Regions from separate parts of the Homo sapiens genome. Here region 2 is linked to region 1. Evidence: chromatin loops called from intact Hi-C (ENCODE). Cell type or tissue: B cell. All regions are shown on one strand. Links, peaks and the distances in the headings refer to the core of each region. The heading gives the core; the rest is flanking DNA.

The links. A loop is a pair of places that touch in the nucleus more often than their neighbours do. Peaks named below come from ENCODE experiments on the same cell type or tissue, not always from the same donor. Only the 100,000 strongest peaks of a DNase experiment are listed, where the experiment ranks them.
Region 2: it touches region 1 in a loop (4-fold over the local background); 1 of 110 quality-filtered maps calls a loop at or near these places.

Annotation. Positions count from the first base shown.
Region 1 is chr19:16,575,337-16,591,217 of GRCh38, forward strand. It overlaps MED26 (mediator complex subunit 26), which reads right to left. Exons shown (of 3, transcript NM_004831.5): 2 at 2,999-3,073; 3 at 1-2,346. The coding sequence ends at 691. It overlaps LOC105372295 (a long non-coding RNA gene), which reads left to right. Exons shown (of 3, transcript XR_936360.3): 2 at 2,830-2,937; 3 at 3,022-3,478. Among named protein-coding and RNA genes, the nearest start is that of SLC35E1, 11 kb to the left of the region's middle. RefSeq lists a silencer at 6,427-6,476 and enhancers at 6,654-7,225, 7,226-7,797, 8,594-8,783, 9,483-10,019, 10,274-10,923 and 6 more. In B cell, for the core only: no CTCF peak of the experiment used is centred there; DNase peaks (open chromatin) are centred at 9,115 and 10,805; H3K4me3 peaks cover 3,282 bases; H3K27ac peaks cover 5,000 bases.
Region 2 is chr19:16,252,404-16,268,284 of GRCh38, forward strand. No RefSeq gene overlaps it. Among named protein-coding and RNA genes, the nearest start is that of AP1M1, 62 kb to the left of the region's middle. RefSeq lists enhancers at 1-170, 171-670, 6,083-6,417, 7,283-7,502, 7,933-8,012. In B cell, for the core only: no CTCF peak of the experiment used is centred there; DNase peaks (open chromatin) are centred at 6,332, 7,628, 8,378 and 9,947; H3K4me3 peaks cover 3,830 bases; H3K27ac peaks cover 5,000 bases.

The DNA.
Region 1 (15,881 bases), core at 6,568-11,567:
ACTTAAATTTTTGCAGCATTTCTTTAAAAACTGGGTTATAACTGAAACCAGATATAAACAGGTGGCTGCCCATGGAGTGTGGGTCACACTGGCTGGCCAGCTGGCCCGCCTGCCCAATGCCAGTGGCTCACCACAGCTGAGAAGCTTCTGGCACATGACAGACAACACTGGCCTGACAGTGGCTGGGTAGGGAGCAAACAGAGGCAGTGGCATGGCCCACTGTCTCAAGACACTCAGGGCCAAATTAAAGAACAGAAAATGCAAGAGAGATGAGATGCGTGCTTCTGTTGCTGTGTTAAAGGTGACCTCTCCCACAGGTTTTCTGTGCCTGCCTGCAACTGAGGCCCCAGCTTTCAGGTGCTGGAAAGTGTCCGCACCTCTTTGGGGGTGAGGGACTAACGCTTTTTATAGCTGGTTTGCTATAGAGTTCTGAACTCACTTTGCCGTCCTTCCTTCCACGCGGTCCTTCTTCGCAATTTTGTTAGTAAACTGGTAGCAGCATTTCACAAAAAGAGTTTTGAGGGAAGAGCGCAGAGAGACCGCGTGACTCCCGCCCCCTCCCTCCCGCCTGGGCCGGACTCCCCGAGTTCCCAGCGCAGGAGGCAGCTGGGCCCCGGCCACCTGCCCACCTGCCTGCCCGCCCACCCGGCTTCTGCAAGATGGGAATGCACTTTGTGGCTGACAGGCCGGTCAGTCCAAGCAGACATAAGGCAGAATGTTCAAGCGCCCGTCGTCGCCGTGCGGATCGAGCGATATGCACTGCGTCCAGTCATACCAGTTACCCTGTGTGTCCTGACACCCGTTCACCCCCGGCCACTGGCTGGCCTGGATTCTGTCGAGATCGTCCTGTGTGACCTCCCGGGTCAGACCAGGGAGGTCCGTGGGCGGGCTTTGAGGCACCAGCACATGCAGCTGCCTGGCCCCTTGCCGGGTGCTCTCCTCCTGCTTCAGGTACTCAGACATGAAGTGGTGAGCCCCTGGGGTCTGCGCGCCCGATGATGAGAGCAGGCTGCTCTGCCGGCTCAGGTAGGACTGGATGATCTCGTTGCGTGACAGCTCCTTCCAGTTCGTCTGTTCGAAGGGGCTCTGGAGGCTGGCCTTGGCCTCCTGCTTGTCCAGCTCTGTCCTGGACTGCTGCTCCATGTGCACAGGGCTGTCTGCCCGCACTGGCTCTTTCTGGGTCAGAGGTTTGATCTGTCTCGTCATGGGGTCAAAGGTGAGCTTCCGCTCTTTTAACCGGACAGGCTTGACGCCCGCCTCAGCCACCTGCCCGTCCAAGTTAACCGTATAGTCTCGAGGTCGGTACCTCTTCTTCTTTTTACTGTCCGAGCCCCCTGAGGAGGCAGCATCACTGTCCGCCTTGGAGGAGTCTGGGGAAAAGCCTGCCCGGGACAGGAGGGGCTCGGCTGGGGACAGCCCTGCCTTGCAGCCCGGCCCCGCCAGCCGCTGGTGGCTCTCAGGCTGCTCAAGCCAGCACACTGGGCTTTCCGCACTGGGCAGCAGCTCGAGCCGCCGTACGGGGGGTGTGGACGGCTGTGCCAGTGGAAGCGGTGACGGCACCTGTGTGGCATCGAGTGCCTGGGGCCGCGGTGAGGGGCTGGGCACGGAGCCCTTGGGTGCATACAAGCTCTGCTGCCGGGCAAAGGAGCCCTCATGCCGTGAGTTCCGAGGACTGAAAGAGCAGCGAGGGGGTCCCTTGGGATGGGGAGGCCCCGGAGTCTCGTCCACCCTGTCCAGCTGCTGCAGCACCGAAGCCTTTGGCTGCAAGCAGGGTCCAGGGGGCTTGCCCAGGCCCGGGGAGCTGGTGTGCGGTCGCACGGCGTTGACGGGGATCTTGCCACTGTGCTTGTCATTCTCGTCACGCTCCAGGCGGCTGCCCTCTGGGCCTGCATGCCCACTGCCATCCAGGGAGCTGGCGAAGCTCTCTGGACTCCCACTGATCCCGTTGGTGGGGAGGGGGGATGAGTTGGGGACCAGGGGGTCGTGGCTAGCTTTGGAGACCTTGGGTGGCGGCCCTGGGTGGCCGAGGTCACGCTGGTCACCCCGGCGCTTGCGGCTGCCCAGCCTGTCCAGCCGCTGCCCGGGCAGCCTCTGGAGGTCATTGCGGCTCTTCAGGTCATGGATGCTCCTGGGTGGGCCAGCCGCCCCCACCTCCGGCCGGCAGTTGTGTGCGCCCCCGTTGGCAGAGCCGGTGGCCCCCGCCAGCCCCCGCAGCGCCGCCTCATGCTGGTGTGCCGGCTCGATGAGCTTCTGCCAGCTCCGCAGCAGCTTCTTGGCCCGCTTGGCGAGCTCCTCGTTCTTGGTTTTCTTGCGGACGTCGTTGATGAGCTTCCCAAGTCGTGTTTCCTACAACCAGAGGGAGATGATGACATACTTTCGGGACAGGAACTTCTCCATGAGCTGAGCCAGAAATGGTGGGAAGTGGCCCTGACAGTGAAATGACCCGGTTCCCACTGAGCCCTAAACTGCCAGCTTCCCTGACACAAAACTTCTGGGGATTTCCGGTCCTTTGTGACAATATAAATTCTCAAACCTAGTTCCCAGACCTTCAGGGTCCCAGGTGGCTTCTCAGCAGTGCTGTCACCCAGGCTCCTGGTGTCAGGGGGCTGTGGACCATCAAGGCCACTGTAAGGACACTGCCAGAGAGGCTTCCTGGGTGAGAGGGTGCTGTGGCCGAGGCGACAGCACAGAGGGTCCGCTTCAAGTGGAGGGTTGGGGATGGTGCCTCTCACTGGAGCCTCCTCCAAGCACACCTCTCCTGATGTCCCCACGTGCCCACGAAGTGTGCTGGGCATGTAGGATGGGAGTAACACCACTTGGTCTCTGCAGTGCCCGTGGGAGAGCAAGATCGCGAGGCACGAGCTGTGAGGGCACACCGCCTCTCTTGGTCCTCCGAAGCAAAGACACTGATGCTCCCAGAAGCTGCGGAAGGACCTGGTTGGTACCATCCCCTGCCCCCCGTTCTGCCCTCCCAAATGCTGGGGTCTGGGATACTCACCTCAAGTGCCTCTTTGGTAATAGGGTATTTCTCCAGGCTGGAGATGACTTCCAGCACCGCCACCATGTTCCGGATCTGTGGAAATAAAAAGCCATTTGTCAGGTCCCTGTCCTTCTCCACTGGGAGGCTGGAACACCCTGCCCCAGCCTGCTCCAGTCTCTCCCCAACCCCAGAGCAAGAGGAGCCAGCAGCACTGAAGCCCCCACTCCATGTCGTCTCCTACCTGCTCCCTGGGCCAACCTGGCACCCAGTGCTCATCCTCACCTGCCGTCTGACCTCCTCCAGTGTGTGGTGTGCGGGCTGCCCCAAGCCCTCCAGTGTACATGGTACATACCCACCCACCTGCTGAAACCCAGGATGCCTGTGGAACAAGAGCTGCTCCTGATACTTAAGATGACCTCTACTCTGCCATCTGATGGGAGTGGGAGAGGAGACACGGAAGAATTCATCGAATAAAATCCACAAAGCTTAAAAGATCAATACACAGGCCAGGCGCGGTGGCTGACACCTGTAATCCCAGCACTTTGGGAGGCTGACGAAGGCGGATCAGAAGGTCAGGAGTTTGAGACCAGCCTGGCCAACACAGTGAAACCCCATCTCTATTAAAAATACAAAAATTAGTTGGGTGTGCTGGCATGCGCCTGTAGTTCCAGCTACTTGGGAGGCTGAGGCACGAGAACCACTTGAACCCGGGAGGCGGAGGGTGTAGTGAGCTGAGACCACACCACTGCACTCCAGCCTGGGTGACAGAGCAAGACTCCGTGTAAAAAATAATAATAATAATAATAATGATAAACCAGTCAATCTGAATCCAAAGACACCATAAAGAGAGCAGAAAGTCACAAAGTGGGAGAAGGCATAGGCCACAGGCCCCCAAGGAGCTGTATCTGGAACACAGAATGCCTGTACAGCAGTACAGCTGACCAGGAGCCCGGCGTAGACTGGCCACAAGACAGGAACAGGCACACGGCAATGAAATGTCAGTGCTGATGCTCAGCCTCTCAGCTTTATCGATAATCAGGAAAACTCAAACTGAACCCACAAATGGATACATGATACACGTGCCCCACTGACAACACTAGGTACTTCGGGGGATACAGCTGACTTTGGGGACTGCTGGGCTTTGTCTGGCAGAGTGAAGCATGAACACATCCCATGACCAAGTAATCCCTCCCTTTTAGGATCTTGCTAGGAGCCACACCTTGTTCTAAGCACTTCCCACACATTACTGACTCCCTTAATTGTTACAACAAGAATTCCTACCACTCAACCACCACCTCCAGCAACTACAGGTTTCTGGTGGGCTGGCTAGCGGGTGGGAGCCCAGGGGCCCTGAGGAAACCACAGTGAGTAGATTACTCAACTCCCCCCCACCCCAACATGATAAAGGAGTTAAGCGGGCACATGATACAAATTAAAACAGCATAAAAGGGCACACAAGGAAATGGGCATCTCTGACCCAGCCACTGTAGCATTTCCTTGCATTTTTTTCCAAAAATATCCCTTGTGTATATAGGCGTATACATCCACACTTATCACATATTTCAAAACCAAACTGACAGTGGTTCTTGCCTTTTCTGACTTAATGTCAGCAATGTCCAGCCTCAAACAGAGCCCCTCATTTGGCTCACCATCCCTTCCAGAGTGGGGAAGGCCCGACTTGAATGCTGTGGGACACTTAGGCACTTTCCGTCCGCCATTACAAAATAAGGCTGCAACCGACGGCAGTGACAGACCTGACTCTGAGCTAGTGCACAGACAGCCATGGAGGAGCTGGGGCTCCACATCCATGCAGGGTGGTCACCTCACCCCCAGGGAGGCTGCTCTATTCCATTCCCACCAGGCCACATCCTTGCCAAGACTGCGTGGCAAGAGTTTCCGTAACACATGATTGTAAACTTAGCATCTTACACAGCACACATTTATCATCTTAGGCTCTAGGGCTCAGAAATCAGGTCTGAGTCTCACTGGGCTGGGATCCTCTCTAGAGGATCCATTTCCTGCTCCTTCAGGTGTTAGCAGAGTTCAGCTCTTATTTTGTTTTTTTTTTTGAGATGAAGTTTCACTCTTGTCGCCCAGGCTGGAGTGCAATGGCACGATCTCGGCTCACTGCAACCTCCGTCTCCTGGGTTCAAGCAATTCTCCTGCCTCAGCCTCCCGAGTAGCTGAGATTATAGGCACCCGCCACCACGCCCAGCTAATTTTTGTATTTTTTTTTAGTAGGGACAGGGTTTCACCATGTTGAAGGCTGGTCTTGAACTCCTGACCTCAGGTGATCTGCCCTCCTCGGCCTCCCAAAGTGCTGGGATTACAAGCGTGAGCCACTGCACCCGGCCCAGAGTTCAGCTCTTTACACTACAGGAATGAGGCCCATTTTCTTGCTGGTTGTCATCCGAAGCCATTCCCAGCTTCTGGAGGGCACTGCATCCAGCTCACACCCCCTCCCCTTATGCTCAAAGCCAGCTACAGGCTGAGTCCTCACCCGGCATCTCTCTGACCCAGCCAGGATAGGTGCCATCTCTAAGGACTCCCTGACTAGGCAGGGCCTGCCCAGATGATCTCGGATCACCTCCCCATCTCCAGGCTGTTCCCTTAGTCACATCTGTCATGTACGGTACCATGTGCCCAGGCTCCAGGACTAGAATGTGGACGTCCTTGAGGGCTGTTAATTCTGCTGGCCTCATGGATTCTGGCTTTTCTACTCTTCTGCCCCACTTCCAGTGGGAGGCAGCCACTGCCACTCCCTCCCTTCCCGTGTTGTCTCCTCTGGGTGTAAAGTTGCAGAGCCACGACAGCAGTCCCCGCAGAACTCCCACAAAGCTGCCCTGCCAATGGGCCCATTTGCTCTTTGGCAACAACGGCCTTGCCTTGCAATGTTCTCCATTCAGGGCTCCAAATGACCCTGAAAACCCTGCTTCAAGCTGTGTCATGGTGGGGGTGGACGGGTGATATGAGGGGAGATACAGTCCTGTCCGCACTCCTCGTGCAATGGGCAGGGATCAGTGCAGGGGAAGACTGTGCGATGAGGAGGCCAGTCCCAGACAGACAGCAAGGCCAACCACTCCCTGCCCCAGGCACTCCAGCACCGACTCAGTCCCTGGGCTTGCCACATGGCTTCACCTCCACCCTGCTGACCTCACCCTGGTATATTTGGAGCCCTGGTTCCCCACATACTCCTGAAGCAGCAGTCCTTGCAGAGCAGAACACTGCCCAGACCCAGCTAGCCTGGTGGCACAAAGTGTCCTTGTCCTTGGGCAGACACCATCCTGCTGCCAGACAAGAGGGAGGAGACAGAACACCTGGGCAACCCCAGGGTCTGGTACTGAGCTGGTGCCCCAGAAATCACCGCTGAACTAACAGCCAGTCCCAAGAGTCTCCTGGAAACTGTGTGGGAGCTGGGGACACCAGGCGAAGGTGTGAGGGCCCTGTGACTGTGTATCCTTACCCTTGGCCCCTCCCCTGCCTTATGAGCCACGCTTAAGCGTGTGCAGAGAGGCCTTCAGCCTCTAGGAGCCCCAAGGGAAATGCTACAGCCTTGGCAGTCCCCTTTCTGTCCCCACCGTGTGAGCTGCTCACCTGAGGAGTAGAGGAGCCCGCCTGCTCTACCTGTAAGGTGCTAGAAACCCACAGTCCTACGCCGTAAACAGATGAACTCTGCCAACACCTGAAGGGGCAGAAAATGGATCCTCCAGAGAGGAGCGCAGCTCGCTGCTTCCTGGATCCCAGCCCGGTGAGACTGGAGCTGACTTCTGAGCCCTAGAGCCTGAGATGATAAATGTGTGTTGTGTAAGACACAGAGAGAGGGTGAGTGTCCAGTGCGGCCACTCCCTGGAGCCAGCAGAAGGCAGTCAGTGATGTCAGCAGAGCTAAGGATGGGGGCAAGGTGAGACTGCCCTGCCCTGCGACCTCTGGGGCATTGATGTCAAGCAGTCTGAACACTGTGTGGGGAGCACCACCTGGGCATCCAGACACAGGCCTCCCAGGCCCAGGAGGCAGACACTGAGCAATGCAGCGAGGAATCCCTGCAAAGGGCCTGGCCCCGACCCCAGGCACACTGAGCCAGAAGGCTCCACAGAGCCTCTTTATAGATGGCCACAGTCTGTCCCAAAGAACACTTAGCACCCAATTGGTGCTGGTCCCATAGGAGCAAAATAGGAGCTGGCTTCTGACCCTGGCCCTGGGGACCCTGCCTTAACAACCAACTGACCCCCCACCCAGGAGTGGCAGGTCTCCCACTCTCATGGAGGTGGCCCTCTGTGAGTGACAGAGACACCAGGACTCGTATGTGGCTGAGGGGAGGCTCCCGCTCTGACTCCAGGCCTGCTAAGTCCAGCATGAACCCTCAGGGCAGGGAGGCAGGCCACAGGGGGAGGGCAGCACCTAAGGTGGCCTCCCAGGGAGGTCAAAAAAGGATGTGGCAGAACGAGCTGTGTCCACCTGGGCTGGAGACCGACTTCCATGCTGGAAAGCAGAAAAGAGCTGGAGAAGGATGGGCAGGGAGCTGGCCAGACAGCACCAAAGCCCTGCGGCAGGGGAGAGGCCATGGGTAAGGACACCGGGAGGAAAAACAGACCCAAAAGACCCAAGGTGGCTCCTTCACAACCTGTCTTCTATCCCCCTTAGCGACTGCCCCCACAGACCACCTGCCCTTGCCCTGTTTCTGGGATGCCCTTGGCACCTGTCCATCTATCTGGGGAAGTACACTAGATCCTAATCTCAGCACAGACACAGTTTGACTCCACATGGGGAGCCGCTCCAGGCGATGGCCTCAAAAGATGGCTTTAAGGCAGCTCTTCAGGCTTGCCAGGGCCATGTCTGTGGCCCGATGGCCAATTGCAGCCTCTTGCTGTCAGGAATAGCCTGGCACATCTGAGGCCCCCTCCTCCTTTGGATTCTCCCTTGGGATTTGTTCCCAGTCCAAAAAAACCTCTCAAAACACCTGCCAAGTTGCTTTCCCAAAGGGGCAGGAATCCCGTCAGGAACTGTAGCCTCTCACTTCTCCACTAGGGACCCCTCAATAGATGCAGATGGGTCTGAACTTCCTTAACCATCAACGAAGACAGGCGTTGCCTCCCCTTTCTACCAACACTGACCGCCCCTGCCCACTTAATTTGCTTCAGTTTGGCCTCTTCATTGCTGCGGGAAGTGCCTGTGAAGGGCAAGGGTGTTGGGTGGGGGTGGGGGGTGTCGACAGCAGAACCTCCATGCAGCTACTAGGAGAAGCAGGGGTAAATGCAGCAAGGAGCACTCTGGAAGCAGGTGGGACCTCCCTGGGGTGCCTGCTCCAAAGGCAGGCAGGGCAGGAAGTTAGCAGGTGGGACCAGGTGTGGCACAGGTATACATGCAGGTCCAGCCCAGCCGCCTGGTACATGAATGTTGATGGAACTGACTCCACTGTCACACCGAACACTTTCAGGTCTTAGAATGGAAATCCATGAGGCATGATCAGGTACACATGGGCCAATAGGAATGTGAACATTAATCTCGTCCTTCTGGAATCTCAGAAAAACCAAGCAGGGAGGCCTGGTCTCAGGTCATAGGCATCACAGCTAGCATAGATACTGAGGAAGAACAGTTTGCATCCAGGCAGAGGGTGAACTGGGGCCACCAGCACAACCCTCAGCACACAGGTGCCCCACACTTCAGGGATGCCCCAGGAACACACGCATGGGGGCATGGAGGGGACAACTTCTCGCCCAAGACCACAAGAGGTCTGGCTGTCCCAGGGCTCTTTTGTGGTCATCCTTCCACATGAGAACTTAAAAAGGCTTCCACGGGCGCGGTGGTGTGCACCTGTAATCCCAGCTACTCGGGAGGCTGAGGCAGGAGAATCGCTCAAACCTGGGAGGCGGAGGTTGCAATGAGCTGAGATCACGCCACTGCACTCCAGCCTCGGTGACAGAGCAAGACTCCGTCTCAAAAAAAAGAAAAAGAAAAAAAAAACCGAAACCCAAACACTGCCCCCCCCCGCCCCGCCAAAAAAAAACAAAAAACAAAACAAAAAAAAGAAAGGCTTCCGGAAAGGCTGGCACCTTTGTCCCCAGAGAGCCCCATAGCCTGTGCTAAGCCACAATTCCAGCCAGCCTAACTGGTGACATGTGCTGTTCAGCTCACAGGAAATGTGAGGAAGGAGGCGGGGCTGGACACGCACAGAGACAGCCTGAGGGAGGGGCCAGCACCCCTCAGAAGCAGCCTGGGTCAGGCGCCTGGAGCTGCGTGAGACACCTCATTCTCCCACACCCTGGGAGCAGTGGGGAACCCTGTATGCGACTTCACAGCACACCACGCTCCGTGTGAGCTATTAAAGACCCACCACGCATCCTCGTCTTTCAGTGACACTTTCCTGAAGAAATAATACAATCTGGAATTTGCTACAGAATCATCCCCTAGGGTGAGTGACAGGAGGGGGATGGGTGAAACAAAGTCACATGGCTGTAAGCAGCTATCTACTGAAGCAGGATGGTTACCTTTCTCTACTTTTATGCTTGAAATTTCTCACAAATAAAGATGAGAAAATACATCTATTTCCTAGCATTTGTTTGGGAGAGTTCACTGATCTAGAAGGACTGGCAGCCATCTAAAGGGGAAGTGAGCAAATAGCTGTTTCCAACTCCTCATAGTGGCTTCACTGTCCACCATCTGGCCCCTGAGTGGGGCAGCAAGGGCCGAGGGCTGGGTAGGATGCCACCTCCCTCCACGTGAGCCTGTCTCAAGTCTCAGGCCTCCTAACTGATTTGAACTGCACAACACCATCTATCTGGTGAGACCCCAGGAGCCCCTCACCAAGCTCCCCTACTCTGGTACTGGGCTGCTGCTTAACAGACCTGGTGCAGAAACAGCAGGCACCCCTGGGGCTGGAGAGGGGAGCTCTGAGTACCCATGCCAGCTGTCCATCCCGGTCCGACTCTCAGGTGTCCTCACGCCTCTCTTCTAAAGGAAACCACAGAGAGCCCGAACCAGGGGCACACGCTAGGTCGACAGTTCCTTCCTGCAGGGAGAGGCCTGACCTGTACCAGGAAGGAGCCCAGGACAGCCACCACCACAGAGAGGACAGGCCCTCAAGTGGCCCAGACCAGGAGGGAGGACTTGGCAAGAAGGGGTGGGGGCTAGGTCACTCTCTTCCAGAAGGGGAGAAACATAACAATGAGCCAGCAGTAACCCAGGGAAGGGACAGCCGTCACTCCAGGACCTGCCCAGCCCCAGTCAGCACCACCTCCCTCCCATCTGCGATCCACATCCTATGGCTCTGGGCACAGCTGAGCCACAGGACACAGCCACTCAGAACTTTCTTTCCAGGTTTCCCTCAAAGGCCAGCCAGCAGCACTCCTCTGTGGCCCTGTGAAACCCAGTGACACCTCTGACCCCTCCGGAGTCCGGAAGACTAGACTCTTCTGAAAACCCACCTACGACAGGGTGCGTGGAATCACCTTTCAAACCAAACTCCTGTCGGCAAATATTTTAATTGGGCCACGGCATGTGTCCGAGTTTTTCTTCTGTGAAGAGGATCACTGGGTCTGAGTGCAAAGCTGGGGCCTGTTCAGTGGAGTGGACCCGCTACTGGCCAACCTCTTCCTCGCTTTATTACAGGGGTGTGTAAGTAAAACCCTCAGGCCCTGAGTAATTACTGCTGGGGATTTCCAGCCCTGGTCTGAAACAAGGAACTGAGACTGAGTTTTGAGTCCCAGCAGCCCCTTGGCTTGCCTCTCCATTTTCTCCACATCTGAACTGTTCCCACCCCGCCTGAGATCCCCAGCCTCTTGGGAATGCAGCTGTGGTAGCAAAGGGGAAACCCTGTGCTGCCCAAGGTCTGACCAACCAATAGTCCCAAGGGTGCTGAGCCTGGGCAGGCCCAACCGGGCACAACTCGCACAGGACCATCACTGGTGGGTTGCCCTTGTGCCAAGTTCTTTCACGTCATCCTCACAAGCGCACTCTACAGATAAGGTAACTGAGGGCCAGGAAGGTAATGGAGGTCCCGGGTAGACCACACAGCTAGAAGATGGTGAGGCCTGGCCTTCCACTAGCCTGACATGGCTACCAAACACACAGGGCCCATCTGGTGCTTTGAGTAGGTGGGGTGAAGGGTACCAGGTGCCACCAGCCTGTGGTGATGTCGGCACTCTGTAAAGACTCTCCTGACGTGCTCCTGCAGTGAAATGCACAGGTTACAAACAGTTCCTTGAACCCACACAGGGCCACCTCCACGGTCTCCGTGTTGTCTATGCCTTGTCCCCAGGATGCCTGAGAGGCAGGACCAGGGTGACCCAGGCATGCACGGGCCACCACAGCAGGGCTTCAGATGGCACTGGAGCCCACTCCCCACCGGGCTGGCCCTGGGAACAGTGCACATGGAGCACAGACTGCAGTTCTGCACTCCCCCACCTCGGTGTCCGGCCAGCCTTCCTGACCACCCTGGACGGTGGGCGGCACTGCCCTGGCAGCCTGTGGGCCCGCACCTGTGCCCCACAGCCCACATAACCTGCTCCTTGGGCTCAAAACAGCCCCTGCTGAGGCCTCAGTGGCAAAGCACCTGTAAAAACCGGTTCACTTTAAAAACAACAATGGGGATGTTGTCGGGTTTTTTTTTTTTTTTTAATGCAGAATGGTCTAGACAGTAATTTACAAAAACTACTTAGCTCAAAAGACTGTGGAAGTGTTCATCAGCAAGCAAGCTGTCCTTCCAAACCCAAACATGCCACAGATGGCACCCAGAAACAGACAGTCTGCCTTCAATGTGCTAAGCATTCTAATGCCGTCCGCGGCTGAGTCACCTCGCCCACCCCCCAACCCCCAACACACAGTCGTGTCTGCTGAGGACACACGGGTGAATCAAACAGGGCTTTGCTGGGAGAGTGTGTGTCTGTGATTTGGTTCCCGCCACACCAAGTCTTCCTGCTTCTGACAAACTCCGCACGTGTTCCCAGGCAGCTGGGAGCCAAACTGCCTCTGGTGCAAGTCAGTACAAGAGGCGGCACCTGCATCCCCACCCCACCTCCACCCCAAGACCCCAGCTCTGCCCTCCCTCTCAGCTCTGGAAAGCGCAGCCCTGAGGGGTGCTGCTGTGCTTACCCTCAGGCGGGCCCCACCCTGCACTCTCCGCTCAGCCTCATGGGGCTGGTGCAGGTCCACCAGGCTCTGCCCAGTGAAGGCACCTTCCTCTGAGGGGACCTCATGGGAGCCTCAAACCCCAGGGGCAAAGCCTCAAGTTCACAGCTTCTCAGAGGAAGAATGACACTGGGAGGAACAATGACGGGAAGGTGCATGTCTCGGCCACAGCCACCAAGCTCACCACTTGAAAAGCACTTCCTGCTGGGGCCCTCCTGCTACTCCCAGGAGCAGCCGGCCACCTGAGTGGTCTGTCATGTCCATGTGGCCCTCCCTGTCCTGCAGCCACAGCTCCTGTAATGCTTGGGCAAGTATGCAATTGCATGCTACAACTCAGCCCGGGGGACGGGAAATGCCACCTGAGTACAGGCAGCACGCGGAGCCCTGACTGAACCCCATGAGCAACTCAGAAAGAGGAAGCCCAGGGCTTGGGGCAGAAGTAGGAGCTCCATCAGTAGGCATGCCTGACTTCTGCAGCGAGGGAAACTTGCAGATGAAGCCAGGAGGCAGGCAGCGCTGCTCTCCACAGCCACTGCCCCCACAGCGTCCTTCCCTCCCACTTTCTGTTTTTAGCAGCTCTTCCCAACCAAACTACCAACCTAGACTCTCCTGACCTCTGCTTCAGGTCTGCAGAACTTACGATTCTTACTGCCATTTGGCCCTTTGTGAAGGCACAAGAGCTCTCAAAGCTCATCTGTAAATTGACTCGTTGCTACGCGGATAGAACTGGAGCAGTGGGAAGCCAAGCGGAGTCCTGGTGATAGCACGCTGGGTGGGGGCTTCTCCCTCTCAGCCTCTCTCTTCTAGGAGCAGCTGATAAGAATGCCAGCTGCAGAAGACTGGAAATGACCCAACATCCTCGGGGGAAACACACACACAGTGCTCGGCCCATATATGTTCCGCCAAAGACAGAGCCCAAATAAGAACGAGCCAGCTTTTCAGGAATCAACAGGGAACAACCTTCAAGAGACTGCCAAGCACAGAGATGCACACAACAGCGCACCCTGTGCCGCCGCCTGGAAGATCCTAGCTGAGGCTGGGCAGACAAGGACCTGATGGTTGAGCCGCGCATAGCTGTAGCAGGGGACCGCACCTGGCCTCCAGCACTGACGCAAGCAAGACCTATCACTGACTGGAGCCCAGTTCCTCCTCTGAGAGCATGAGAAAACCACAAGATGGTGTCTGTAGAGCATGAATGGTGTGCTGGAGACCACGCCCCCAGGGGCCAGGCCACGAGGACCCGCACACTGCACTTTCTGCTGGGCTGCTCTGTGGTCTGTAAGATCCATTCAGGCAGGGCAGTGCCCAGCACGGTGCCTGGAGGCAGCCTCAGAGGCCCATTGAGAGAGGAAGCCGAAGGAGAGCAGCCCCCCGCCTGCCTGTCCAATTGGGCTGCTGTAAGATCCTGAGAACTAGTGACCTTCTAGAATTCCCCGAGACAAGTCATCAAATGCTCTCTGAGCACCGACTGCACACAGGTGCTCTACCAAACTCTGGGCCCGCTGGATGCTGGGAGGGGGCGTTAGGATCCCTGTGTACTGACCCGGAGGAGTAGACAGAGACAGCCAAGGTCAAGAACAGAAGCAACAGATAAAATGCCACCACTGAGGCTCTCACCCAGGCTGCCAGGAAACCCCAGGGGAGGACTACACTTGGCTCAGGTCCAGGGCCACCCCTTCCCCCACAGCTCCTGGGCTCTGTGTGGAGCTGGAGGGACAGGAGTGGGCACAGGGGCCTTCTCATTGGGCATTCCTGCAACGAGGGCCACGGTGCAGAGAACCAAGGACACTGTCACCCAAGAAAGAGTCTGGTGACTCTGTGGATCCCATGGTAACCACCATTTAAGGATGGACACTCACGCTATGATCCAGCAATTCCACTCCAAGCAGCACCTACAGAAATGCACTCAGAGCAGCTGTATCAGAACAGCCCCAACTGAAAACAGCCCACGCAGCCACCAACAGAACACCGAATAAATAAATCATGGTCTGTCCATTCAATGTTGGATGAACAAACTGCTGCTACACATAACCTCAAAGACAAATCTCAAAACAACGTTGAGTCAAAGAGCCAAACACAAAAAAACACATTTTTTTTTTGTCCTGGATTAAAAGGTCAAAAGCAGGCAAGACTTCTAGATGGTGAGAGCAGTCAGGGTAGTGGCAGGCAGAGAATGACTAGGAGAGGACGTTGAAGATGGCTTCAGGGGAAAGGCTCTGTTCCTTAACCTGGGTGGACTGGGGTTCTCAGATGTGTTCATAAATGTTCATTCAGCTGTAAAACTTGGGACTTGTACACTTTTCTAGATGTATATTTTCTAGACTATATTTACAAAGGTTGTTAAAAATAACCTACTGTGTGTGAATTCCATGATCTTAGAGGCCACCTCATCCTACAGAAACAGATGGTGAAGCTGTCAGGGTTGTGGAGGAGGGGGAGGTGTTGGCAAAGCAGCCCCTCGTTCCCCACGGCCCAGACCCTCTGAGAGCCCCACAGAACAAGGTCTGAAAACAGCTTCAACACAAGCCCTGGCCACCTCTACAACACACAGTGATGCAATGTGCACTGCACTTCACTGCTCACTGAGAAACGTGTCTGCACTCTCCTGCCCTGGATGGGACTGAGGAGGACAAGGGCACTCTGAAGCTTCCCCGGCAGGAGTACTCAACAGATGAGTGTCCCCAGGAAGAAGTGAGCACTAATGCTACTGGAAAGAGGCAGGCAGGCAGCACCCACTGGGCATGGTGCCAGCACCCTGCAGGGCACTGGGGTCTTGCCACACCATGGTCTCCCCTGAGACCACAGATACGCCCCCTCCACCCCCAACAGGTATTAAGCCACTTTCCCATCCAAGAAGCCAGGGTGCCAGCTGGCCACAGATTCGTTACTAACCTAACCTGCTACCCCATGCAGCCAGCACACACCTGCCTCCCTGCTCCACTGTGACACAGGACACTTTAGGATGAGGCAAATCTGCACATCTATACAGCGGAAAAGGACAGTGAAGAAATGCCTCTTCTACTCCTAGTTTGCTGAGAGGTTTTATCAGGAATAGATGTCTGATTTTGTCACATGCTTTTCCTGCATGTACTGGGATGATTATAAGGCTTTTCATTTCTGGCCTTGTAATATGGTTGATTACACACATTTTCAAATGTTATCTGCCTCCCTTGCTTTAATTTCAGCTCCCTTTCTTTGCTACCTTGATTGTGGTGTTGGTGTTACTGATGTACTTACAAGTTAAAATTTATCAAATTATATACTTCTGCTATGCGCAGTTTATTGTATGTCAATTATATCTCAATAAAGCTATTAATGTCAGGCACAGCGGCTCACACCTGTAATCCAAGCACTTTGGGAGGTGGAGGCAGGTGGATCACCTGAGGCCAGGAGTTTGAGACCAGCCTGGGCAACATGGCGAAACCCTGTCTCTACTAAAAATACAAAAAAATTAGCCAGGCGTGGTGGCAGGCACCTGTAATCCCAGCTACTTGGGAGGCTGACGCATGAGAATCACTTGAACCCGGGAGGTGGAGGTTGCAGTGAGCTGAGATTGCACCACTGCACTCCAGCCTGGGCCACAGAGAGAGACTTTCTCAAAATAAAATAAAATAAATAAATAAATAAATAAATAAATAAATAAATAAATAAATAAAGCTATTAAAAAAACACCCATGGAGGCAGACAGATGCAGCAGGTCCTAGGAAAAGTAGGAGGGATGGCAGGCAGAGAGAAGGACTGCTTCTTTGTTAGAGAGGGGAACCAGATGCCACCTGGG
Region 2 (15,881 bases), core at 5,508-10,507, 320 kb before region 1:
AGTCCCGGGGAGTCATGGGATGGGAGACAGATGACCTTGACTGTCACCACATGGCACATGGGTTGTCGGGCGGGCAGGCGCAGGAGGGGAGGCGAGGACACAGCAGGATGGAGACCCCAAGTCCCTGGAGACGGGGCCCTGTACTGGGGGCTGGGGCTGTGAGGAGGGCACGGGGGAGCCACAGCGGGTTCTGGGCGTCAAGGCCACCTCTGGCCGCCGATGGGAGAGGGAGGAACCCGGGCAGGAGGGAGGTCAGGGCGCCAGGGCGGGAGCAGGGAGCGATGGTGGGGCCCCACTGGAGAGCGGGTGGGGAGGGAATTGTGGGATTTGGGTGCAGCCAGAGAGAGTGGAAGAGGCTGAGGCCAGCAGGGTTGTGGGGGTGGGGAGGTCATGGGGTGAGGGTGGCGTGGAGGGGCCCCCACACCCTTTGGGCAGCATACACATCTGACCAAAGATTCAGTTCCTCAAAAATGCCACATTGGCGCGTGTGTGCACATGGGCAGAGCATGCACACGGACACGCACGACACACACAGGCACACACACCTGCACACAGAGACACACGATATACAGAGAGGTATACAGACAACACACACAACACAGACACACACACACAACACATGGATGCACACACACACAGACACACAACACACAGAGACAGAGACACAGAGACACCACACACCACACACATACAACACAGAGACACACACATAACATATGCACATCAAACACAACTACGCTCAACATAGAGACAGACACACACAGAGACATGCAACACACAGAGACACACACAGAGACACACATACAACACACACAGACACATACGCAGAGACACACAACACACAGACACACAGAAACTGACAACAGACACACATACAACACACACGTACAACACAGAGACAAACGCATAACACAGATGCACACATACAACACTCACACACATCAAATACAACTACACACAACACAGAGAGACATACAGCATACAGACACACATATAACACACACAACACATGTGCAACACAGATATAACACATAGATGCACACCAAGCACACACAACACACACAGACACACAAAACAAAACTACACACACAACACACAGACACACAACATGCACAGAGACACAAGCATACAACAGCCACAGAGACACACAGACACCATGCATACAACACAGACATACACATACATCGCTTGAACCCGGAAGGCGGAGGTTGCAGTGAGCCAAGATCGTGCCACTGCACTCCAGCCTGGGTGACAGAGCGAGACACCGTCTCAAAAAAAAAAAGCCCATTTTGCAGAAGAAAACTGAGGTCAGAGAGCAGAGGCAATGTCCCCAAGCTCTGAATAGTCAGGAGTGAGCTGGAGCCAGGACCTTCACGTGGCAGGGACACAGGGCAAGGACTGGCACGTGCCAGCTCCCAAGACAGCAGGCTGGGAGCCTCCCTGCAGCCCAGAACATTCCCATCCCCACGGCAGTTCCTGCAGGGCCCCTCCCCCGCCCCGCCTGCCCTGACGCTGAGCTGAGCACATTTCCCATCCCACCCCTGGCTCTGTTCCATTCCAAGAGAAACAGGTTGCACCTGCACAGTTCCCAGAAGGCCCTGGGCAGCAGGAGGCCAGCCACGTGAGTGGGTGTGTGTGGAGACGTGCAGTCACATTGCAGCCCCCACCATGCCACTGCGCAGGAGGAGCAGGGCCACGGGTAACAGAGCCACTAAGAGGGGCGTGTGGGGCACTGAGCACTCAAGCACTGGAGCCAGCCAGACCTGAGTACCACCCAGGCTCAGCCACTTGCCAGCCTTTACCTCAAAGGAGGGAGGAGGGTTTTTTTTTTTTTTTTTTTTTTGAGAGTCTCACTCTGTCACCCAGGCTGGAGTGCAGTGGTGTGATCTCGGCTCACTGCAACCTCTACCTCCTGAGTTCAAGCAATTCTGTCTCAGCCTCCCTAGTAGCTGGGATTATAGGCATGTGCTACCACACCTGGCTAATTTTTGTATTTTTAGTAGAGACAGGGTTTCACCATGTTGGCCAGGCTGGTCTCGAACCCCTAACCTCAAGTGATCTGCCCGCCTCGGCCTCCCGAAGTGCTGGGATTACAGGCATGAGCCACTGCGCCTGGCCTTCTTCTTTTTTTTTTTTTTTTTTTTTTTTTGAGATGGAGTCTTGCTCTGTCACCCAGGCTGGAGTGCAATGGCACAATCTCAGCTCACTGAAACCTCTGCCTCCCGGGTTCAAGCGATTCTCCTACCTCACAGGAGGGTTCTATGAGGGGGCTTGGGAGATGTGTGCAGGAGGGGCCCCAGCAGGCCGGGAGAGCTACATAATATAACATAAAGTTCACCATTTTTAAAGTGAACAATTTGGTGGCATTCAGTACATTGACAATGTCATCCAACCATGACCTCCACTTCCAAAGGAGACCTCATCCCCATCAGTAGCCATTCCCCATTCCCCTCCCCCAACCCCTGGCAGCCACTCCTCTGCTTCCTGTCCCTATGGATTTGCCTGTTCTGGGCATTTTATATCAGTGGAATCCTACACCGTGTGTCCTTTTGTGTCTGGCTTCTCTCACTCAGCACCGTGTTTTTGGGGGCTCATCACGCTGTAGCATGGGGCAGTGCTTCCTTCCTTTTCATGGCTGCATTGTATTCCATTGTGTGGATGAAACATGTTGTGTTGACCTGTTCACTTGTTAATGGGCACTTGAGTTGCTTCCACTTTGGGGCTATTGTGAATAGCGCTGCTGTGAGTGCATGTGTCTGTGTATGTGTGTGTCTGTCTGTGTGTCTATGTGAGTGTGTGTGTCTGTGTGTCTATGTTGTGTGTCTGTGTGAGTGTGTCTGTGTGTCTGTGTATGTGTGTGTGTCTGTGAATGTGTGTGTCTGTGTGGGTCCATGTGTCTGTGTGTGTACGTGTGTCTGTGTGTGTGTGTACGTGTGTCTGTGAGTGTGTGTGTCTGTGTGTGTGTGTATGTGTGTACAAGGATTTGTTTGGTTCTTCCAACACACTTTTTGTGTTCTATGACCAGGAGATCCAAGTAACTCAGGCCCTTGGAGGGAGGTTCTGATTTACTGAAAAAAAAAAAAAATTCCACATTATACTCATGACTTGAAAAACATTAAAAGAGAACCAAACTGGCTGGTTGCGGTGGCTCACACCTGTAATCCCAGCACTTTGGGAGGCAGAGGTGGGCAGATCACTTGAGGTCAGGAGTTCGAGACCAGCCTCACAAAACCCCATCTCTACTAAAAATACAAAAATTAGCCGGTCGTGGTGTTGGGCACCTGTAATCCCAGCTACTCGGGAGGCTGAGACAGGAGAATCACTTGAACCTGGGAGGTGGAGATTGCAGTGAGGCAATATCGCGCCACTGCACTCCAGCCTGGGTGACAGAGCAAGAATCTATCAAAAAAAGAGAGAGAAAGAGAGGGAGACCCAAACCAACAGTTTTCCCTCACCCCTCGCCCCTCAGCCCCTCCCTATGTTGCGGCTCAAAAGCCCCAAACCCAAGCCAGGGAGTGGGGGACCAGTGCGTGGGCAGACACTGCATCCTCAAGGGTGAACCATCCCGGGAAACTGTAGCCCCTCTGATGGGAGGGAAGGAGAGGACAACCTCAGAACGTCTCAAAGCCAGGCTGCTTCGGGTCACAGGCCTGAGTCCCAAAGCAGGACTGAGCTGGAGGACACAAGGACCTCCCTGAAGCCACGGGGCAGGCAGGGGCAGGAGACCCAGTTTCAGACCCACCTGGAACCTTGGGAGTGGCCTTTAGCTTCCCCTCTCTGTGTGGCTGCTGCCAGGCTCCCAGCACCAGACACTGGCTCCCAAGTATCCTTCTGGTCCCTGAAGTTGGGCTGATGAGAGAAAAAGGTGAACCCTCTCCCCTGCCTTTTTTTTTTTTGAGACGGAGCCTCGCTCTGTCGCCCAGGCTGGAGTGCAATGGCTCCATCTTGGCTCACTGCAACCTCAGCCTCCCAGGTTCAAGCAATTCTCTGCCTCAGCCTCCTGAGTAGCTGGGATTACAGGCACCCACCACCACGCCCTGCTAATTTTTTACTTTTTGTAGAGATGGGTTCTCACTTTGTTGTCCAGGCCAGGCTGGTCTCAAACTCCTGTCTTCCAGTGATCCTCCTGCCTCAGCCTCTGAAAGTGCTGGCATTACAGGCAGGAAGCCACTGCACCCGGCTGAAAAACCCTTTTAGTATCAGAGCACAGGGGCTGGGTGCAGTGACATCACACCTGTAATCTCAGCACTTCGGGAGGCTGAGGCAGGAGTATCGCTTGAGTAGGAGTTTGAGAACAGCCTGGGCAACATAGTGAGACCCCCATCTCTTAAAAAAATAAATAAATAAGTTAATTAACCAGACATAGTGGTGCATGCCTGTAGTCCCAGCTACTAGGGGGGTTGAGGTGGGAGGATCGCTTGAGCTGGGAGTTGGAAACTGCAGTGAGCTATGGTAGCACCTCTGCACTCCAGCCTGGGCGACAGAGTGAGACCGACCCTGTTTTTTTAAAAAGAGAGAGAGAGAATCACAATGTAAGTGAATAGTGTAATATTAAATTTCAGCGTATCCGTTAGATAAAGAAGTGTGGGTATGATGATTTCGCAGAACATAGTGACAAGAAATGTGTCACACTTATACCACATTAAGGATGTTGAGGCCAGGCGTGGTGGCTCACATCTGTAATCCCAGCACTTTGGGAGGCTGAGGCGGGTGGATCACCTGAGGTCAGGAGTTCGAGACCAGCCTGGCCGACATGGTGAAACCCCGTATCTACTAAAAATACAAAAATTAGCCAGGCATGGTGGCAGATGCCTGTGGTCCCAGCTACTTGGGAGGCTGAGGCAGAAGAATAGCTTGAACCTGAGAGGCAGAGGTTGCAGTGAGCTGAGATCACGCCACTGCACTCCAGCCTGGGCAACAAGAGCAAGACTCCATCTCAAAAAAAAAAAAAAAAGGAAGTTGAGTTATGTTACTCTTTCATGCTACTTTAATTTTGTTTCACACTATCTGCCAAAATAAACTCTTTCCTATAACTTAAGATGTGGGTGTATATGTATATGTATACAGATGTAGATGCGTGTAATTTATTATATACTGTTAATTTCACTATTTGGGTTGTAATAACATTATTTTGAAATAAAAATATAATTGTTCAGATTGTGGGGTACATCTGAAGCCCTTAGTCCTTATCGTGTCCTCTTCCGGAAGCTGAGATCTTGGTCAGCAGGTGCAGAGGAAAGAGCCAGGTTTCAGAGCCACAGAATCAGTTTCTCTTGGAATCTCAGGTTCCTTCTCTGTGAAATGGGGATAGTGACACTCTGACTCCAAGCATTCACACATGCTGTTCCCTCAGCGTGGTCATCCCTTCCGTGTCATTTGCCTGGAGAGCTCCTACATATCATTAAACCCCAACTGTGATGTCCCTCCTCCAGGCAGCTGCCGCAGACAGATGCTCCAAATTCTCTCATCCCCACCCGCCTTCCAACCGAGCCCTGATCCTGCAGGCTGTGGCCATCTGTGTCCAGCTCTGTCTCCCTGAGACTGGGGGCTCCTTGAGGACTGGGCTAGGGGACACAAGGGGATGGCGAGTGTTTTATAAAAATGGAGATGCCAGGCTGGGTGCAGTGGCTCACGCCTATAATCCTAGCAGTTTGGGAGGCCGAGGTGGGTGGATCACCTGAGGTCAGGAGTTCGAGACCAGCCTGGCCATCATCGTGAAACCCCGTCTCTACTAAAAATACAAAATTAACCAGGTGTGATGGCACATGCCTGTAATCCCAGCTACTCGGGAGGCTGAGACAGAAGAATCGCTTGAACCCGGGAGGCAGAGGTTGCGGTGAGCCGAGATCGCAACATTGCACTCCAGCCTGGGCAAGAAGAGCAAAACTCCATCTCGAAATAAAAATAAAAATAAAAAATAAATGAAATGGAGACCCCAGTACCCCCCGTTGATAGATAAGAGACTGAGATTTCTAGAGGGGCTCAGCTTCCCTGGGGGACAGCTGTTTAGACCCAGAGCCAATTTTCAACTCTTGGGCAGCCAGACTGCAAGTCCAGTGCTCCTTCCAAAACTTGTGTGTATGGAGAACCCACCACCTGTGCCCTGACCCCCTCCTGGTTCCCCACAGCCCCTGCCCAGGCCAGGACACCCTGTCCCCTGGGTGTCCCTGAGGTCACAGATAAGGCCGCTGGGCCCGGCTATCGGCAGGAAACATCTTGGCAGGACAGGAAGCGCGGCATGGGTCAGCCGCGCCTGCACCCGGCTCAGCCTATCAGCGGCCAGATATTTTGGGAGCCACTATATAAACCCCAACTCGGCTCCAAGCTGTTCCCCGGGGAAGCCTCAGGCTTCATGTTCTGCGGCAGCCCTGAGGCTGCTGGAACACGGGGCCCGGGAGGAGCTCAGGAGCTGAGCGGGACAGAGTGACAGGGGTGGACTCCGTCCGGGCATCACTGCAGGCCAGAGGGTGCTGGCTCTGAATCGAGCTAGCCCCTATTCAGTCCTGGTGCAGACACTCTCACTTGCTGGGCAAGTGGCTTCACCGCCCTGTGCCTCAGTTTCCCCCTCCCCACATCCCTCCTTTGATCCTGTCCCAGGGAAAAACACACCTCCAGGTCCTGGAGCCTTTTCTGAAGTTTCTGGGCCGACATCTGAGGGCCAACCCACTTTCTCCCAATGCAAAGCAGGGCCCAGGAATCTGCATCTTAAAACCTGCCTTGGCCGGGCACAGTGGCTCACACCTGTAATCCCAGCACTTTGGGAGGCTGAGGCGGGTGGATCATGAGGTCAGGCATTCGAGACTAGCCTTGCCAGGATGTTGAAACCCCATCTCTACTAAAATTACAAAGATTAGCCGGGCATGGTGGCTGGTGCCTGTAATCCCAGCTACTCCGGAGGCTGAGGCTGGAGAATCGCTTGAACCTAGGCAGCAGAGGTTGCAGTGAGCTGAGATTGCACCACTGCACTCCAGCCTGGGCAATAAGAGCAAGACTCCGTCTAAACACACACACACACACACACACACACATACACACACACACACACACACACACAACAGGGATCCATACGCAAGCCCAAGCTTCTCAAGTTCAAGAACATACGGTGGGTCCAGCTCCTCCACCCAAAAAGTTCAGTGGACAGGCACCCAGCGTGACACCGCATAACTGCTGAATTTGAGCCACATTATAAGAATGGGCTGTAGTTATTCCCATTTTACAGAAGAGGGGTTGAGGCCCAGAGAGGGGCAGGAAGTTGCCTGAAGCCACACAGCAGCCCAGAGGCCACGCCCTATCAGAATCTCCACCCCGTGCACCTCTCAGGAGATGCTCCAGGGGTGATGTGGCCAGCCAACAAGCAGTGGGGTTAGGATTTGAACCCGGGTCTGCCTGCTCCACGACCCCTTGTTGGCACAGAACAGTGCCATCTTGGGCCCAGTGATGACTGCTCTGGTCCTGAATAACATGCATATTTCTCCCAGGACCAGTAAAAGTGAAACGAAGAAGTGAAATAAAAATACTCAAGAACTCACTGGGGCCCGCAGCCGGCTCCTGACCTCAGAGCCTCGGCCTTTCCTGGGGAGAGGCAAGGGGGCAGGACGGCAGCGCGGGCAGAGGAACCCAAGCGTGGCTATGTAAAGTGGCCGGCCCAGCACCTGCGACTGCCTGCCAGGGCAGGTGATGAAGCGTGCCCGGCCGGCCCCCACCCCAGGCAGCTGCAGCTGGCAAAAGGGAACAGCCACACCACATATAACCTGGCCTGAACTCCACCCAAAACCAGAGCTCGAGGCCTGGCCCGTGCCTGGAAAGCCAGTTTTGGCCCAATGACTCTGGGCAGGTCACTGTCCTTCTCTGGATCTCAGTCTCCCCACTGGCCACAGAAAAGTCTCAGCAGTGGCAGAGGCTCCTGCCTGACCATTCTGACCATCCCAGAATGGAAAGGGAAATCACCTCCCTCATTCTGGAGCCTATACCTCTAATAATATAACCCATGGGCCTAGCAGCTTGCTGGGCAGCTATGTCACAGGCAATGGGCCCCTTCAGGTGTCCCTGAAGTCCTCATCCCTGCCCACCTTTCTTTAAGATCTGGTGGGGACTGGGGGTCAAGATGTCTTCTAGTTCATGCCACACAACCACTTGGCTCAGTTTGCTGCCAGGGAGGCACTGGACTGGCATCTCTTTCCTGACGACATGCTCACTGCCAGCCGGGGCAGCCTAGTGTGTGGCTTAGTGAAAGTGGGTGCCTCCTTCAGAGTGGCTCAGTCCCCACCCTGCCCTGCTCTGCCATCCAGCCACCTGGGACTGCTGACAGAGACCTAAGTCAGTCCTTCTCTAGGTTAAATGCCCTAAAGCCTCCAGGGCCTTCTCCCAGGACACCACTTAGAAGTGTGTATACACATACACACACACACACCATGGTGGTCTTCCCCAAACCTGCCACTATCCATCTATCCCCATTTTGAAGTGGCAGGGCCCCCTGCCTGACAGCATTGACCAGCCCAGAATGGAGAGGGAAATCACCTTCCCCATTCTGGAGTCTATACCTCCAGTAATGCAACCCATGGGCTCAGCGGCTTGCTGGACACCTATGTCATAGGCAATGGGCCCGTTCACGTAACCATTCGTCAATTCCAAATATTGAGCCCCACAAGGGAGCTTTGATGAAGGTGGTGGGGATGGGGATGTCTTGTTTCTTTTTCTCTCTCTTTTCTTTTTTGGTAGAGATGGGATCTTGCTATGTACCCAGGCTGGACTTGAACTCCCCCTGGCCTCAAGCAATCCTCCTGCCTCGACCTCCCAAAATGCTAGGATTACAGGCATGAGCCACCAAGCCCAGCCGGAGTGTCCTGTTTCTTGAGCTGGCTGCTGGTTACCTGGGCATAGTCCCTTTATGAGAAGTTACAGAACTGTGTACCTAGGATTTGGGTACTTTAATGTCTGTATGTTTTCCTTGAATAAAATATTTTAAAAGAAGAAAAGGAAAGAAAGCAGTTTGATGTCTCGGACTGAGAATGAAAGCTAAGTAGATAATAACTAGGTGAGGTTTGAGGGCATGGATGGATTCGGGAAGGGCACTGCAGGCAAGAGGCACGGCGCGGCTAAGGCCTGGTGTCCTGAGGCAGCCTTGGTGTTTGAGGGACCTGGCAGAGGCCCGTGTGGCTGGGTGGGGGCAGGGACCAGCCATGCAGACCCTCAAAAGCCACAGCAGGGTGCATGGATGTTACCCCGAGACAGGTGCCAAGCCGAGAAGTTTAAGTGGAGGCTGATGATTAAGTGGAATGGACATGTGGAAGGGCGGTTGAAGCCATGAGCAAGGGCATTTATGATTGAGTGGTAAAGGGTTGCTCAGCCCATCTGCCAGAGGGGAATACTGAGGCCCGGTGAATCCAGGCTGCTTGGCTACAAGTAGGAGGTGGAGGGGCAATGTGAGCCTGGCCCAGCTCGCCCAAGGGCCACTTTCTCCCAGCTGCACCCACTTGGAGAGTGGTCACAACCTCTGTGCCCAAGAATCAGCCAGATCTCCCAAGTTTGAGTCTCACTCTGAGCTCACTGGCCTCAGTGTCCTCACCTGTCAAACGGGGGCCTGGGAGGGTGAGTCTCATCTTCGACCCCTCTGCAGGCAGCCCAGCGACTCTTTACCACGGATTTCACTGCGATTCCAGCCAAGAGTGCCTGGGCAGTGGAGGGGGCATTTCATAACCCGAGCACTGCAGAGGTGGCTTTTCTGAGAAGCCCGGCCCCAAGGAGGAAACTCTCTGATCTTCGAATGCCGTGGGGGTGGGGGTGGCACCCTCAGCTTGCACCAGGAAAAACTCTGGGGGAAGGGGAGAAGGTAGGAGTTCTAAAAAGAAATAACTCAGTAATGCAAATTCAGCCGCATTGGGGGAAATGGAAGAAGTAAAAAGGCACTGATGAGAAGGGACTCGTGCCACACGCAGGGCAGGGGGTTCGGGGACACCATCTGGGCAGATCACCACCCAGGCACCCTTGCCACAGCTCCTGGCCTTACCTCGAGCCTTTATCCGGGCTGCACCTTGACCTGGGGTCTCCTTCCCCTAAACCTCCCCATAGGGAATCTTTCTCTTCTCTGACCCCTAAAGGCGACCTCATACCCTTTCACCAGTCACACCCAGTTACACTGTGTCCCCCAGCTCCTGGCCATCACTAAGCCACCTTCTGTCTCTACAGATTTGCCTGTTCCAGACACTTCAGGCCCCTCAGTATCACCCCCACTGTGGTCTTGTCTTCAACTGTGGTCTCTCCAGAGTCACCTTGGTTTTCTGCCTTTTGCTCGTCCATCCCCACCGCTACCCGTGGGAGGGCAGGACCCAGCTGGCTTTCTCCCTGCTTCTCCATCCATCCTACTTCTGACTCCCCAGCCTGGAGCCTGGCACCGAAAGGCGCTCAGTAAATATTTGCTGGCTGAATACACGGGGTCAGGCCCACCTTATCTTTAGCAGGGAGTGTTATCAGCTTGGCTCGGGACCAAACTCCAGCTCAGCTTGGGCCATCCCTCCTACAAGCCCCAGTTCTTCTCAGCTAAACAACAGGTCTGGGGGGTGACACTTCTCGCCAGGGGTCCCCAAAGATAACCCACAGCACATAGAAAGCCAGGCACACCTGGCATGGCGCAGTGGCTCACGCCTGTAATCCCAGCACTTTGGGAGGACGGGGCAGGAAGATCACTTGAGCTCAGGAGTTTGAGACCAGCCTGACCAACATGGTGAAACCCTATCTCTACTAAAAATACAGAAATTAGCTAGGCGTGGTGAAAGGTGCCTGTAATTCCAGCTACTCAGGAGGCTGAGGCAGGAAGATCGCTTGAACCCGGGAGGCAGAGTTTGCAGTGAGCTGAGATTGCGCCACTGCACCCCAGCCTGAGTGACAGAGCGAGACTGTCTCAAAAAAAAAAAAAAAAAAAAAAAAGGCCAGGCACACCGGAGATACCCAGCCACTGTCATTTCCCCCAGGGGTGTCCCCTTGCTGATCCCTGGATGGGGCTCTGTCTTCCTCCCCCACCAGGCAAAGAGAGGATAAAAGTGACCAGTGAGGCTCTGAAGGTGCTGGGTTCTCTCCCCCACCTCCAGCTCTTTCTAAGAAGCCAATGGTGATAACATTCCCCCAAAACAGGAACCAGCGAGGGGCACCCTGTGTTGCAGAAACCTCCCGCAGAAGCTGCCCACCCAGCCCCCGACCCCACGGCCGGCTTCAGGGCCCGCTGGGCACAGCCTGGAAAGATTTTTATGTAAAAGTGGTCGATGCAAATCCAGAAACCTGGGGACCATGAAAAGATCCACTTCCCCTTTAACCCACTCTGGCCTGAGTTGCTGCCACCTGGGCACGGCTGCTGGACATAGGCCTCCCTGACCCCCGCTCCCGTTTGCCAAGCCGGCTTCCAGCACCCACAGCGCTTAGGACTTGCTCTGCGCACCGGAGGCCCCAAATCCTGGTTGCTGGGCTAGAGGAACAGGGAGCAGGAACGGCTCATGTAGACCCCCAAACCCCCTGCCCTGAAGCAGGAATGATCCCAGCAGCTAGATCTGACTTTTTTTTTTTTTTTTTAAGACGGAGTCTTGCTCTGTCGCCAGACTGGAGTGCAGTGGCATGATCTCGGCTCACTGCAACCTCCGCCTCCCAGGCTCAAGAGACTCTCCTGCCTCAGCCTTCCAAGTAGCTGGCATTATAGGTGCCCCCCCACTTCGCCCGGCTAATTTTTATATTTTTAGTAGGGATGGGATTTCACCACATTGGCCAGGCTGGTCTTGAACTCCTGGCCTCAAGTGATCTGCCTGCCTCAGACTCCCAAAGTGCTGGGATTACAGGTGTGAGCCACCGTGCCTGGCTGCTAGCTCTGACTTTTAAAAAAAAATTGAGATAAAATTCACACAACATAAATTCACCATTTTATTTTGATTTTTTTCAGACAGGATTTTACTCTGTCACCCAGGCTGGAGTGCAGCAGGTTCATCATGGCTCAGTACAGACTTGACCTCCTGTGCTCCAGTGATCCTCCCACCTCAGCCTCCCGAGTAGCTAGCTGGGACTACAGGCATGCACCACCACACCCAGCTAACTTTTACATTTTTTGTAGAGACGGGGTCACACTGTTGCCCAGGCTGGTCTTGAACTCCTGGGCTCAAGCGATCCTCCTGCCTCGGCTTCCCAAAGTGTTGGGAATACAGACGTGAGCCACTGCACCTGGGTTGAATTTTTAAATTTTTATTTTATTTATTTATTTATTTTGAGACGGAATTTCACTCTCCTTACCCAGGCTGGAGTGCAATGGTGTGATCTCGGCTCAGGGCAGCCTCTGCCTCCCAGGTTTAGGTGATTCTCCTGTCTTAGCCTCCTGAGTAGCTGGGATTACAGGCGCCTGCCACCACGCCCAGATAATTTTCTTATTTTTAGTAGAGATGGGGTTTCACCATGTTGGCCAGGCTGGTCTCGAACTCCTCACCTCAGGCAATGCACTATCTTTGGCCTCCCAAAGTGCTGGGATTACAGGCATGAGCCACCACGCCCGGCCAACTTTTTAAAAAATTGAAATAAAATTCACACAACACAAAATTCACCATTTGCTTTAAAGTATATGATTCAGTGGGTTTGGGGCACACTCATGAGGTTGTACAACCATCACCTATACCTAATTTCAGAACATTTTATCCCCTCAAAGGGAAACCCCGTCTCCAACTGAGTTGGCCACCTCAGAAGTGACTGAGAAGCAGTCACTTATCCCCCTCCCCAGAACCCTGACAACCACAAATCTGCTTTCTGTCTTTGGATTCGCCTGTTTTGGACAGCCATGAAGTGGGCAAAATAACATTGAGTGAAATCTTTGTGATGGAGAAAAATAGGTCATGACATGGTAGGTGGGACCCGGAGGGTCATTTTAGCCGAGAAGGTCAAGGAGGTTCTCTCTGAGGAGGTGACATTTAAGCTGAGACCAGCAGGAGATAAAGGAGTGGCTGAAGGGAACAGCATTTGCAGCAGAGGGAACAGACAGTGCCAAGACCCTGAGGCAGGACCATGCCTGGTGTGATCATGGAACTGTGGGGAGGCTGGTGTGTTGGGGAGGCTGGTGTGCAGGAGGAGATGGGGTCACAGGGTGGCCGGGGCCAGACCACAGAGCCTTGAGGGCCTCAGTGAGAGGTTTGTGTTTTGTCTTGTTTTGTTGTTTGTCTGTCTCTGAGATGGAGTCTGGCTCTGTCACCCAGGCTGGAGTGCAGTGGTGCAATCTCAGCTCACTGTAACCTCCACCTCCCGGGTTCAAGCAATTCTCCTGCCTCAGCCTCCTGAATAGCTGGGATTACAGGTGCGAGCCACCATGCCTGGCTAATTTTTGTATTTTTAGTAAAGATAAGGCTTCACCATGTTGGCCAGGCTAGTCTCGAACTCCCAGCCTCAAGTCATCCGCCCACCTCGTCCTCCCAAAGTGCTGGGATTACAGGTGTGAGCCACTGTGCCCGGCCAGGTTTGGGTTTTATTTCAAACCTGGGACAGGGCTCCGTTCTCCACCACTGCTCTAAAAATATTTATTGAAAGAAGAGGGACATACCACAGAGTCAGCCCTACCTTTGGTGCTTCAGGCCTTCAAATGGAGACCCCAGGGTGCAAGGAATTCAGGTCTTTGCAGACCTTCCTGTGGAAGATGGAACAGTGTGAAACTGCATGGAACAGCATGGATGCATTTGGGAACTGCGTGGAGGCTCTGTCTCCTGTAAGGCAGAACTGAGTTGGCCGCCCCAGGGACTGAGTCCCTGGCCACCTCCTGCCAGCCACAAAGACCGTGCTGCCCACGACGTGCTGTTGCTTCATGGTGACTTGACTGTGATACAAAGAGGCCACCAACCTGGACAGGGAAACCTGAGCTTTCTGCAAGCTCCCCAGTAACTCCAGGCCTGACAGGGGCTCACTTCAATACCCCCAGCCCCCGTCTATGAAATAAAGGGTGTTTAGGATCCATCTGGCAACGGACACCCACTCGCCCAGGCCAGACCTAGGGAGGGGCACAGGGACCAACGAGGCCTCAGTTTCCCTATCTGTGAAATGGACAGAAAAAGCCCCGCGGCGCATCATAACAACCCACCAGGTCTATTGTCCAGCCCTGGGGGCCCCCACATCCCTCTGAGCAGCTTTGGGGTCCCCAATTTCCTTCCCCCAAGCACACACGCACTGTCCTCTGCCCCTGACCGCAGCCGGGTCCTGATACTGTTTTGTTCTCACCCTGCTCTCCTGACCTGGTGCCACCAGTTTGGTGTCTTAAAAAACCACAACTTAGGGTGCTGTTATCTGCTATCAGTGGCGGGACGCGGTGGTTTCGGGGCCCCTCCGTGCACTTCTCAGAAGAGCCAGCCATGTCATCGCAGGGTGCTTGGCACAAAGCAGCTTGTTTATCAGGCCCCCTCATCGCGATCCCTGCTGATAAGGGCCTTCAAGGCGCCCGACAACTTGTTTACGGGCCTTGTTTTCAGAGATTCTCCATTTGATGTATCCCGGTCTTGCAGCCCAGGGGTCAGGGCATTGGGGAGGGGGGAAGCAGGGCTGGGTCGAGGGGCTTCTGGGAAGACTTCCTGGAGGAAGGGATGCTGGAAGGGAGCGAGGGAGGGTTAGTTGCAGAAGATGGGGTAGGCATTGCAGGTGGAAGAACCTGCATGGGCAGAGGTTTGGAGATAAGAACCTTGTGACAGGCTGGGGGCAGGGGCTCATGCCTATAATCCCAGCACTTTGGGAGGCTGAGGTGGGAGGATCGCTTGAGTCCAGAAGTTCAAGACCAGCCTGGCCAACATGGCGAAACCCCATCTCTACAAAGAAAAAAAAAAAATTAGCCAGGCAGGGTGCGTGCCTATAGTCTCAGCTACTTGGGAGGCTGAGGTGGGAGAATTGTTTGCACTTGACCTTGAGAGGTGGAGGTTACAGTGAGCCAGGATCACACCACTGCACTCCAGCCTGGGTGACAGAGCCAGACCCTGTCTCAAAAAAGTAAAAAAAAAAAAAAAAAAAAAAGAGCTTCTGGCAAAGTCAGGTTAATTAATGAGCTGGGGCTTATCTGAAGAGCAATAGGGATTTGGCAGGGTTTAAGCTGGGGAGTGGGGAGGTTAAGAGCCAGGGTGAAGTTTGAATCCTGGTTCTACTCCCAGCTTCAGTTTTCTCATCTGTGAAATGGGGATGGTGTGAGGATTCAGTGACACCATTCAGGAGGGGACGCTGGGGAGAAGCCACAAGCAGGTTGGATGGGAGGAGGAGGGCCTGGCAATGCCAGGGAATGCGTAGAGCCAGAAAGCTGATTAGTAGTTGCTTAAGGCTGGGGGCTGGGATGGGAACAGGATGGAGGTTGATAGCTAAAGGGGAAGGGGTTTCCTTTTGAGGTGATTAAAATGTTCTCAAACAGGCCGGGCACGGTGGCTCACACCTGTAATCCCAGCACTTTGGGAGGCCGAGGCAGGTGGATCACTTGAGGCCAGGAGTTCGAGACCAGCCTGGCCAACATGGCTAAACCATGTCTCTACTAAAATTACAAAAATTAGCTGGACATGGTGGCACATGCCTGTAATCCCAGCTACTTGGGAGGCTGAGGCAGGAGGATTGCTTGAACCTGGGAGGCAGAGGCTGCAGTGGGCCAAGATTGCACCAATGCACTCCAGCCTGGGCGACAGAGAGAGACACCATGCCAAAAATAAATAAATAAATAAATAATAAAATAAAATGTTCCCAAATGGAGTGGTGATGGTTGCAGAACTCTGTGAATACCCTAAAACCCATTGAATTGGAATCTTTGTTATTATTATTATTATTATTATTTTGAGACAGGGTCTCACTTTGTCACCCAGGCTGTAGTGCAGTGGTGCAATCTCAGTTCACCGCAGTCTCAACCTTCCAGGCTCAAG